3 separate regions of the Homo sapiens genome follow, and all the other regions are linked to region 1. The links are chromatin contacts, found by Hi-C or POLR2A ChIA-PET in ENCODE. All regions are on one chromosome and are shown on one strand. Each heading gives the region's core, a stretch centred on a gene start or an enhancer-like site at or near the end of the contact. The rest is flanking DNA. Distances are from core to core; before and after follow the strand shown. Region 1 holds the start of SNHG25 (small nucleolar RNA host gene 25). Region 2 overlaps PECAM1 (platelet and endothelial cell adhesion molecule 1). Region 3 overlaps PECAM1 (platelet and endothelial cell adhesion molecule 1).

Region 1 (2,750 bases), core at 137-2,636:
ATAGAGACTACTAAACACTTGTCAAAGTCATTATTGCTTTGGATTAAAGAGGTTTTTTTTTTTTTTTTTGAGATGGAGTCTCGCTCTGTTGCTCAGGTTAGAGTGTAATGGCGCGATCTCAGCTCATTGCAACCTCCGCCTCCCGGGTTCAAGCGATTCTCCTGCCTCAACCTCCTGAGTAGCTGGGATTACAGGGGCCTGCCACCACGCCCGGCTAATTTTTGTATTTTTAGTAGAGACAGGGTTTCGCCATGTTGGCCAGGCTGTTCTTGAACTCCTGACCTGATCCATCCGCCTCCGTCTCCCAGAGTGCTGGGATTACAGGCGTGAGCCACCGCGCCCGGCCAAAGAGGAATTTTTTGAATTTAAAGTCTATATAGAAAATAAGGAAAATAAGAGCCCATTCAACTACAAACCCATAGGGTGAAATGATTTCACTGTCACATACACACACACACACAAAACAATAAATTTTCCGTATTAAGAGGAAAAAAAGGAAAAGAATTCCCAAGGAAAACAGGGAGGCAATAAAGATAACCGGCGACTGTGACTGCTGGTGTACTGTGTCCTCCCCCAGTTAAGCAAACTATCATTCATCCACCTGTATGTCCGGGGAACAGGCTCAATCAACTCTGCGAAGCTTTCCCAAAGTCAGGCTTTCTGTCCTTTGGGCTTCTACAGTAGGCTGTTCATAGCGCTATGTTAGTATTTATTAAAGTTTTGCAATCCCAGGAAGTTTTTCACATCACTCTGCCCTTTAAATACCTTTGTTTACCACTTAGAATGTGCCAGGCAATTGGCATTAATTCACCGAATCCTTACAATTTTTTTTTTTCGCGGTGTGTGTGTGTTGGGGGGGGGCGGCGGGGGGGTATTCCTAATTTCCAGAAACTGAATCTCAGAAAGGTTAACTGAGCAAGGTCACAGAGCGAACGCATCACAAAGTCAGGATGTGGTGCAGATCGGTCCATTTTCAATACAAGCTCTTTCTACCACGACAGGTTATTTTGCACTTGGGGACAGTTTTTAACTTTCCATTCTCAACTCCTATCCTAGCTCCTGGCACAGAACATGTCATCCAAGTTAGGCATCATCGTCGCCTGCTCTTGGTGAAGTTTTCTTTTGCGTACTGCGGAGAGATGCGCTCATTACCAGCTGGCGGTGGAGTCGCTGAAACGCAAATGGATTTGAGACTGAGCGACTCCCATCTCTATGGTTGGTATGTGACCCATCTATCCTCTGGAGGACTCAGCAAGGACTACCAGTCACCAGACAACTTTACGCGCACGTGGTCGCAAGGTGAACTTGCTATTGGTTAATGGCAGTAAAGCCCGCCCATCAGCGCTGGTCTGCTCCTTTAAAAGAACGCCATCGACGCTCCCCTGTCTTTCAGCGCCTGCAGGTTCCGGGAGGTCAGGTTGTATTCCTGGCGGGTCGTCTGGCTGGGTGGGCCCCGGAGGTCGTGGCTCGGGAGCAGGGAGGCGTAGGGGGGCCGGCCTGCTGTGATGACATTCCAATTAAAGCACGTGTTAGACTGCTGACGCGGGTGATGCGAACTGGAGTCTGAGCCTGCCCGAGCGGAGCTGGGAGGGGGCTGGCGGGCGGGCGCGCGCACACCCGCTGATCTATCACTCTCGTTCTTGTAGCTCCCAGCCGAGGACGTCGGATGTCATCGTCCTTGCTGCTTTGCCACCCCATTCCCGTCAATAAAGTGGTTTGAACCCAACCCTGGTGTCGGTGTGTGTCGTTGGCGACGCGCTGTCTTTGAGCCCCCGCCGAGCTTCCTCGTGGCGCCGGGGGTCAATCTGCAGCGCTAGAGCATGTGCTTGCGCATAACTGGGGCCGCCTGGCCTCCCGCGGGCGGCCTTTTTAACCGCGAGCGACAAGAAGTAACCTGACTGTCCGGCTGCTAGGCTGGGCAATTTTCCAGCTGTTTTGCCACGACAGGCCTCAATCCGTAATACCAAGGCTGGAATGGCGTGTTAGGGGGGCGGTGGCTGACGGGGATACGCGGACTCTTGATGCGTAAGGAGTGCCCCTCTGCTCCCATACGTTCCCCAGCCCAGCCTTCCCTGAGTGTATCGCGCGCGCTGTGCCTTCGCCGTGAGTTCGACATAAGTCCCAGGCTGTCGCGTCTGCCATCAGACGCGCAGATTTAGTTGAAGGCAGCGTGGAATGGCGTCTGCAGGGCTGTTGTGTACTTGACATAAACAGATTCGGTGTGGAACTGCATTGAGTTAACTCCTGACTAAAGGGTAATCGACCTGTTTACAAATAACCATGCAGGAGTACTGACAAGCATGGGACTAAAGCTTTGGGCAGGTTAATCTGTCACTCCTAAACAGTTCAAAATTATAGGGCGGTTGTGAAGGTGAATTAGATTTTATATATGGTTGGGGACAACATAGACACCTAGTTACACAGTCCAGATTCAGTGATTGGTAAAAGATCTTCCACAAGGGCTCCAGTGAAAGGTGCATCAGTTCTGAGTACAGGGCAGCAATGGTGGGCAAGGATGCACGTATGCGTTCACTACATGGACATTCGATGAATGAAGGTGTCCCGAATTAACATTATACTAGACAATGAAGGGTGTAAACTGCAGCCCAGGAGCACCACTGCCCTACCCCCTCAGTTACGAACTTTCACTGGATTCTTTAAATGTGGGCTGAAGATAATGGCACATAGTTTGAAGGATGTAGTGAGGATGGCTTTGTAGCCTTAGGACTGGGCAGTGATCAACGCAGTAA
Region 2 (2,750 bases), core at 111-2,610, 230 kb after region 1:
CTACTATGAGCCACATTCATTGTTCAAGATATAAGAATAAACCAAACACCATCTCTGTCTTTACAATTTCACTATCCAGAAGAGCAGACAGATGTGTAAGAATGGATGGCAATACTGAGTGAAATAGAATATTTGTGGACCGGGCATGGTGGCTCACACCTGTAATCCTGACACTCTGGGAGGCCAAGGTGGGTAAATCACTTGAAGTTAGGAGTTCGAGACCAGGCTGGCCAACATGGTAAAACCCCATCCTTACTAAAAATACAAAAAATTAGCCAGGCACAGTGGCGCGTGCCTGTAATCCCAGTTGCTTGGGAGGCTGAGACAGGAGAATCGCTTGAACCCAGGAGACAGAGGTTGCAGTGAGCCAAGGTCGCGCCATTGCTCTTTAGCCTGGGTGACAGAGGAAGACTCTGTCTCAAAATAAATAAATACATTTCTATTTATTAGGAACTCACTAGGTGCTGGAAATTTTGCTAAGCACTCTACCCACATGACACTTTTAACCCTCTCAATAATTGCCTGAAATGGGTATCGTTGTTATCTTCCTTTTACTGGTGAGGATTTTGAAGTTTAGAGCTGTTAAGGGACTTGCCCAGATTGAAACCCAGGCAGAGTGACTGCAGAACGAGGTGTCTTAACACACCGCTGTGGCCTTTATACACACAAATACCATTGAATGTAGAGAGAGCATCAGAGCTGTACTGACTGGCACCCTGGGGTAGACCCATTTTGTTTTGGAAAGAGAAGACATCATTGAGTTGAGTCTTGAAGAAGAAATTTTAATTTATGAGACGAGATGAAGAAGCATTTTGGGAGGCCAAGGCAGGTGGATCACTTGAGGTCAGGAGTTCGAGACCAGCCTGACCAACACAGTGAAACCCCATCTCTACTAAAAATACAAAATTAGCCAGGTGTGGTGGCACACACCTGTAATCCCAATTACTTGGGAGGCTGAGGCAGGAGAATCGCTTGAACCTGGGAGGCAGAGGTTGCAGTGAGCCGAGATCACACCACTGCACTCCAGACTGGGTGACAGAGTGAGACTCCATCAAAGAAAGAAAGGAAGGAAGGAAGGAAGGAAGGGCCTGGCCTATTGGGAATATGTCTAGTGCTTACGTATTCAGGTAAGGAAAATGCCAGGCAGATGAATGAGAGGGTGATGGGTGGAGAGTTAAGTCCAGTGTCACTATTCATTCACAGCTGTTATTCACGCCACTGTGTGCTATGCTCCATCTGCTTGCCTGTGCTCAGTTCCAAGGACTCACCTTCCACCAACACCTGGTACTCTGCAGTGGTTTTCTCTTTGTTGTTCACAATCACAGTACATTTATATGTCCCTGAGTCATAGATCCGGACTTCAGGAATAAAATAACTCTCTGTGCTCTTCATGGAGGAGATGTTGTAAAACAGCACGTCATCCTTATAGAACAGCATCTGGTGCTGAGGCTTGACGTGAGAGGTGGTGCTGACATCCGCGAAGCACTGCAGGGTCAGGTTCTTCCCATTTTGCACCGTCCAGTCCGGCAGGCTCTTCATGTCAACACTGTTGATTGTGAAAGCTAAATGCAAAGGGAAGGAAGGCAGACATACCTGTTATCTCAGAAACAACATCATCCCGGTGACCTTCACCACATCAGATGTGGTCTTATCCCATCCTATGCAGTATTGAGTCCAGGGGTTCTACGTGCCTACAGGGCCAGGCTGATAGTAACTGTGCACAGTGGCTCAAGCAGGAGGCAGTTGGTACTAAGCTGCAACTTTTCCCACCAAGGCAAAGGAACAGAGTGTGATAAAGATGTAGAGCTAGGTATGGTGGCTCACGCCTATAATCCCAGCACTTTGGGAGACCAAGGTGGGTGGATCACCTGAGGTCAGCAGTTAGAGACTGGCCTGGCCAACATGGTGAAACCCCCTCTCTACTAAAAATACAAAAATTAGCCAGGTTTGGTGGTGCAGGCCTGTAATCCCAGCTACTTGAGAGGCTGAGGCACAAGAATCACTTGAACCTGGGAGGCGGGGGTTGCAGTGAGGTGAGATCTCACCACTGCACTCCAGCCTGGGCGACAGAGTGAGACTGTCTCAAAAGACAAAAAAAAAAAAAGATATAGGCATTCTGTGAGCTGCCACATCTTGGCCCCTGGAGGGAGTACAGGATTCAAGCAGTCAAGTGTTCAAGTCCTGGCTCATCATTTACTGTGTGACCCTGGGCAGCTAGACTCTCTGAGCTCAGTTTCCTTACCTGTAGGATGGAGTAATCATATCTCATTAGGTCTTTGCAGGAAATGTACAGGAGAACAGCCAGAACGTCTCCTGTACAGTGCCCGATATACATTAAGTGCTTAATAAATGACTGCTACCTCCATTCCGAAACCAGATGGTCGTGCCCAGGCCCTCCTTCTCCACCCAGGCCTTACCGAATTAGCACAGTCCCAGCTGGCATTTTCTATCTGATGGGCTCTGAGGTTTCACCAGATGGTGAGGACTTGAAACCAGTTTTTAGCCTGCTACTTGCGTTTTCAGCCTCACCTGCTACCAAGAAGCAAAGACTACAGATTCCCCTCTGCCAACGGCAGGAATCTCTGGTCAAGCCTCAAAACAGCCACAATGCTCAATCAGCTATCCAATCTCTGCTAGGAACTAGGCTGTGGGTCAACTGGCCAATTGTGTCATTTCTGGCAAGTCCCCAGAACAGAATTGGCTTATATCCAGTAACCATAGGCTGTCAATAGAATTCAGCTAACTACAGA
Region 3 (2,750 bases), core at 92-2,591, 200 kb after region 1:
CACTGGGTTTGGCAGGGGGTCTACCTCTGGAAGGGACAAATTGCTCAGTACTTCCTAATTCCCTGGCACTTAGTAAGTGCTCAATAAATCTTACCTATTATTAGTAGTATCATAACTAATAATTATCAAAAATGGCCAGGTGTGGTGGCTTCGCCTGTAATCCCAGCACTTTGGGAGACAAAAGTGGGCAGATTGCTTGAGCCCGGGAATTTGAGACCAGCCAGGGCAACATGGCGAAACCCTGTCTCTATTTTTCTTTAATTAATTTTTAAAATTATTGAGGCCGAGTGTGGTGGCTCACACCTGTAATCCCAGCACTTTGGGAGGCTGAGGGGGGTGGATCTTTTGAAGTCAGAAGTTCGAGTTCACGCTGGCCAACATGGTGAAATCCCATCTCTACTAAAAATACAAAAAAAAAATAAATAAATTAGCCGGCTGTGGCGGTGCATGCCTGTAATCCCAGCTACTCGGGAGGCTGAGGCAGGAGAATCGCTTTAACCCGGAGGCAGAGGTTGCAGTGAGCTGAGATCTCGCAACTGCACTCCAGCCTGGGCACAGAGTGAGACTCCGTCTCAACAAAGAAAAAAAAAATATATATATATATATAAAATAAAAAATATATAAATAATATAAATATAAAAATATTATATATAAAATATATAAAAATAAAAAATAAAAATATATAAAATATTATAAAATATATATTATACACAAAGAAAACATATATATTATATATGTATTTATATTTATATATTATATATATTATATATTTTATATATATATATATATTTTTTGAGATGGAGTCTCACTCTGTCACCCAGGCTGGAATGCAGTGGCGCAATCTCAGCTCACTGCCACCTCTGCCTTCCGGGTTCAAGTGATTCTCCTGCCTCAGCCTCCTGAGTAGCTGGGATTACAGGTGTGCGCCACCAGAGCCGGCTAATTTTTGTATTTTTAGTAGAGATGGGGTTTTATCATGTTGGTCAGGCTGGTCTCGAACTCCTGATCTCAGGTGATCCACCCGCCTTGGCCTCCCAAAGTGCTAGGATTACAGGTGTGAGCCACAGTGCCTGGCCTTTTCTTTTTTTCTTTTAAATTATTGAAATTTTACAGCTCAGAGACAGGGCCAGGGCCAGGGGCCTTTGCTCCTTCCAGTCTTAGCAGGCCGGTAGGTCTGCTAATCACTTCCTTTGGAGCGACTGAGGGTGCACAGACTCTTCTCACTGAACACAGCACCCCCGCCACCACTGGGGTTTAAACCCAAGCCAAAGGCAATGCCTGGGGACTCACTCGAGTGGCACTTACCTTTGTGAGACTCAGCTGAGGACACTTGAACTTCCGTGTACTGCACGTCTGAGTTCAGAGGCTCTGCTCAAAGAAACCACAGCAGCTTGTTGTTTAGGTGGAATCTCTTGTGGGCACCTCAGATCATAGAAGTAGAGACTTTCTTTTCTTTTTTTTTTTTTTTTTTGAGACAGAGTCTCACTCTTTCACCCAGGCTGGAGTGCAGTGGTGTGATCTCAGCTCACTGCAACCTCCACCTCCCGGGTTCAAGTGATTCTCCTGCCTAAGCCTCCTGAGTAGCTGGGATTACAGGTGTGCACCACCATGCCCAGCTAATTTTTGTATTTTTAGTAGAGACGGGGTTAATTTTTGTATTTTTAGTAGAGACAGGGTTTCACCATATTGGCCAGGCTGGTTTTGAACTCCTGACCTCAAGCGATCCGCCCACCTCAGCCTCCCAAAGTGCTGGGATTACAGGCATAAGCCACTGCCCCCGGCTAGATTTTCATTCAGGTTATTAAAGTATTCTGTATTTTGAGGGGGCAGCCAGACACAGGCTTAATTCCATTCGGGATGAGGAAGGGAGTACGAACCCCGCACTGGTCCCAGAGGCAGATACAGGGCCTCGGGGCCCATGGTTTCCTCCCTGACTCCTCTGTTACCAGGATGTGGAGGGACCCTCTGGCCTAGGTCCCTGTTTCTACAGTGGGGGGACTTGGAACAGGTCAGTAGAGACAGAAAACAGCCCAGTATCAGCCCCAGCAGTTCTCCCAATTCAGTCTCACTCAAGATGCTGGAAGCCTTCTCCACAGCCACAGGCAAACAAAGCTACCTCCAAGACTGAGAGGATTTCGGGAAATGGGGAACAGGGGTCACTACCCTAAAAATACTTGGAGAGTGTGAGGCATACACGTGAATGAAATCACTCAGGGTACTAAGGTGAAAGCTAGAAAAGTAGTTTGTCTTCAAGTCAAAAATAACATTACTGTTTTGTTTTTAAAGCCCTAAAGAATAGGGATTCTCATCAGCTACCAAAACAATGATTCTGCAGTCAAAGATACATTTCAGGCTGGGTGTGGTGGCTCATGCCTGTAATCCCAGCACTTCGGGAGGCTGAGGCGGGCAGATCACCTGAGGTCAGGAGTTCGAGATCAGTCTGGCCAACATGGTAAAAATCCACCAATACTAAAAATACAAAAATTAGCTGGGCATGGTGGCACACACCTGTAATCCCAGCTACTTGGGAGGCTGAGGCACGAGAATGGCTTGAACCCGAGAGGCGGAGGCTGCAGTGAGCCAAGATTGTGCCACCGTACTCCAGCTTGGGTGACAGAGTAAGACTCTGTATCAAAAAAAAAAAAAAAAGAGCCAGGCGCAGTGGCTCGCGCCTGTAATTCTAGCATTTTGGGAGGCCAAGGTGGGCAGATAACAAGGTCAGGAGTTTGAGACCAGCCTGGCCAACACAG

What was found. A loop is a pair of places that touch in the nucleus more often than their neighbours do. ChIA-PET counts read pairs that join two places held with the same protein, here RNA polymerase II (POLR2A). Pooled maps may share reads with other maps.
Region 2: POLR2A ChIA-PET joins it to region 1 with 21 read pairs in PC-9. The contact joins the enhancer-like site here to the promoter of SNHG25 in region 1. POLR2A ChIA-PET finds 5 or more read pairs at or near these places in 2 of 52 experiments (PC-9 and activated CD4-positive, alpha-beta T cell).
Region 3: a pooled map shows a loop between it and region 1 (4-fold over the local background). The contact joins the enhancer-like site here to the promoter of SNHG25 in region 1. A Hi-C loop is called at or near these places in 2 of 50 pooled maps. POLR2A ChIA-PET finds 5 or more read pairs at or near these places in 9 of 52 experiments (CD4-positive, alpha-beta T cell, HCT116, WTC11 and 4 more).

What each region holds. Positions count from the first base shown.
Region 1 is chr17:64,144,584-64,147,333 of GRCh38, forward strand. It overlaps SNHG25 (small nucleolar RNA host gene 25), which reads left to right and starts at 1,387. Exons shown (of 2, transcript NR_132278.1): 1 at 1,387-1,417; 2 at 1,647-1,726. SNORD104 (small nucleolar RNA, C/D box 104) reads left to right here and starts at 1,495; the gene lies at 1,495-1,574. SNORA50C (small nucleolar RNA, H/ACA box 50C) reads left to right here and starts at 1,756; the gene lies at 1,756-1,888. TEX2 (testis expressed 2) reads right to left here. Exons shown (of 12, transcript NM_001288732.2): 12 at 2,644-2,750. RefSeq lists enhancers at 1,074-1,628, 1,606-1,815.
Region 2 is chr17:64,376,556-64,379,305 of GRCh38, forward strand. It overlaps PECAM1 (platelet and endothelial cell adhesion molecule 1), which reads right to left. Exons shown (of 16, transcript NM_000442.5): 3 at 1,269-1,562. Among named protein-coding and RNA genes, the nearest start is that of PECAM1, 13 kb to the right of the region's middle. Within about 2 kb of position 1,361, at least 3 of the 41 ENCODE cell types and tissues checked have a DNase peak (open chromatin) inside an H3K27ac peak, as active enhancers do; they include PC-9, where a contact is called at or near this core.
Region 3 is chr17:64,346,955-64,349,704 of GRCh38, forward strand. PECAM1 (platelet and endothelial cell adhesion molecule 1) reads right to left here. Exons shown (of 16, transcript NM_000442.5): 13 at 1,306-1,368. Among named protein-coding and RNA genes, the nearest start is that of PECAM1, 43 kb to the right of the region's middle. Within about 2 kb of position 1,342, at least 8 of the 41 ENCODE cell types and tissues checked have a DNase peak (open chromatin) inside an H3K27ac peak, as active enhancers do; they include CD4-positive, alpha-beta T cell, where a contact is called at or near this core.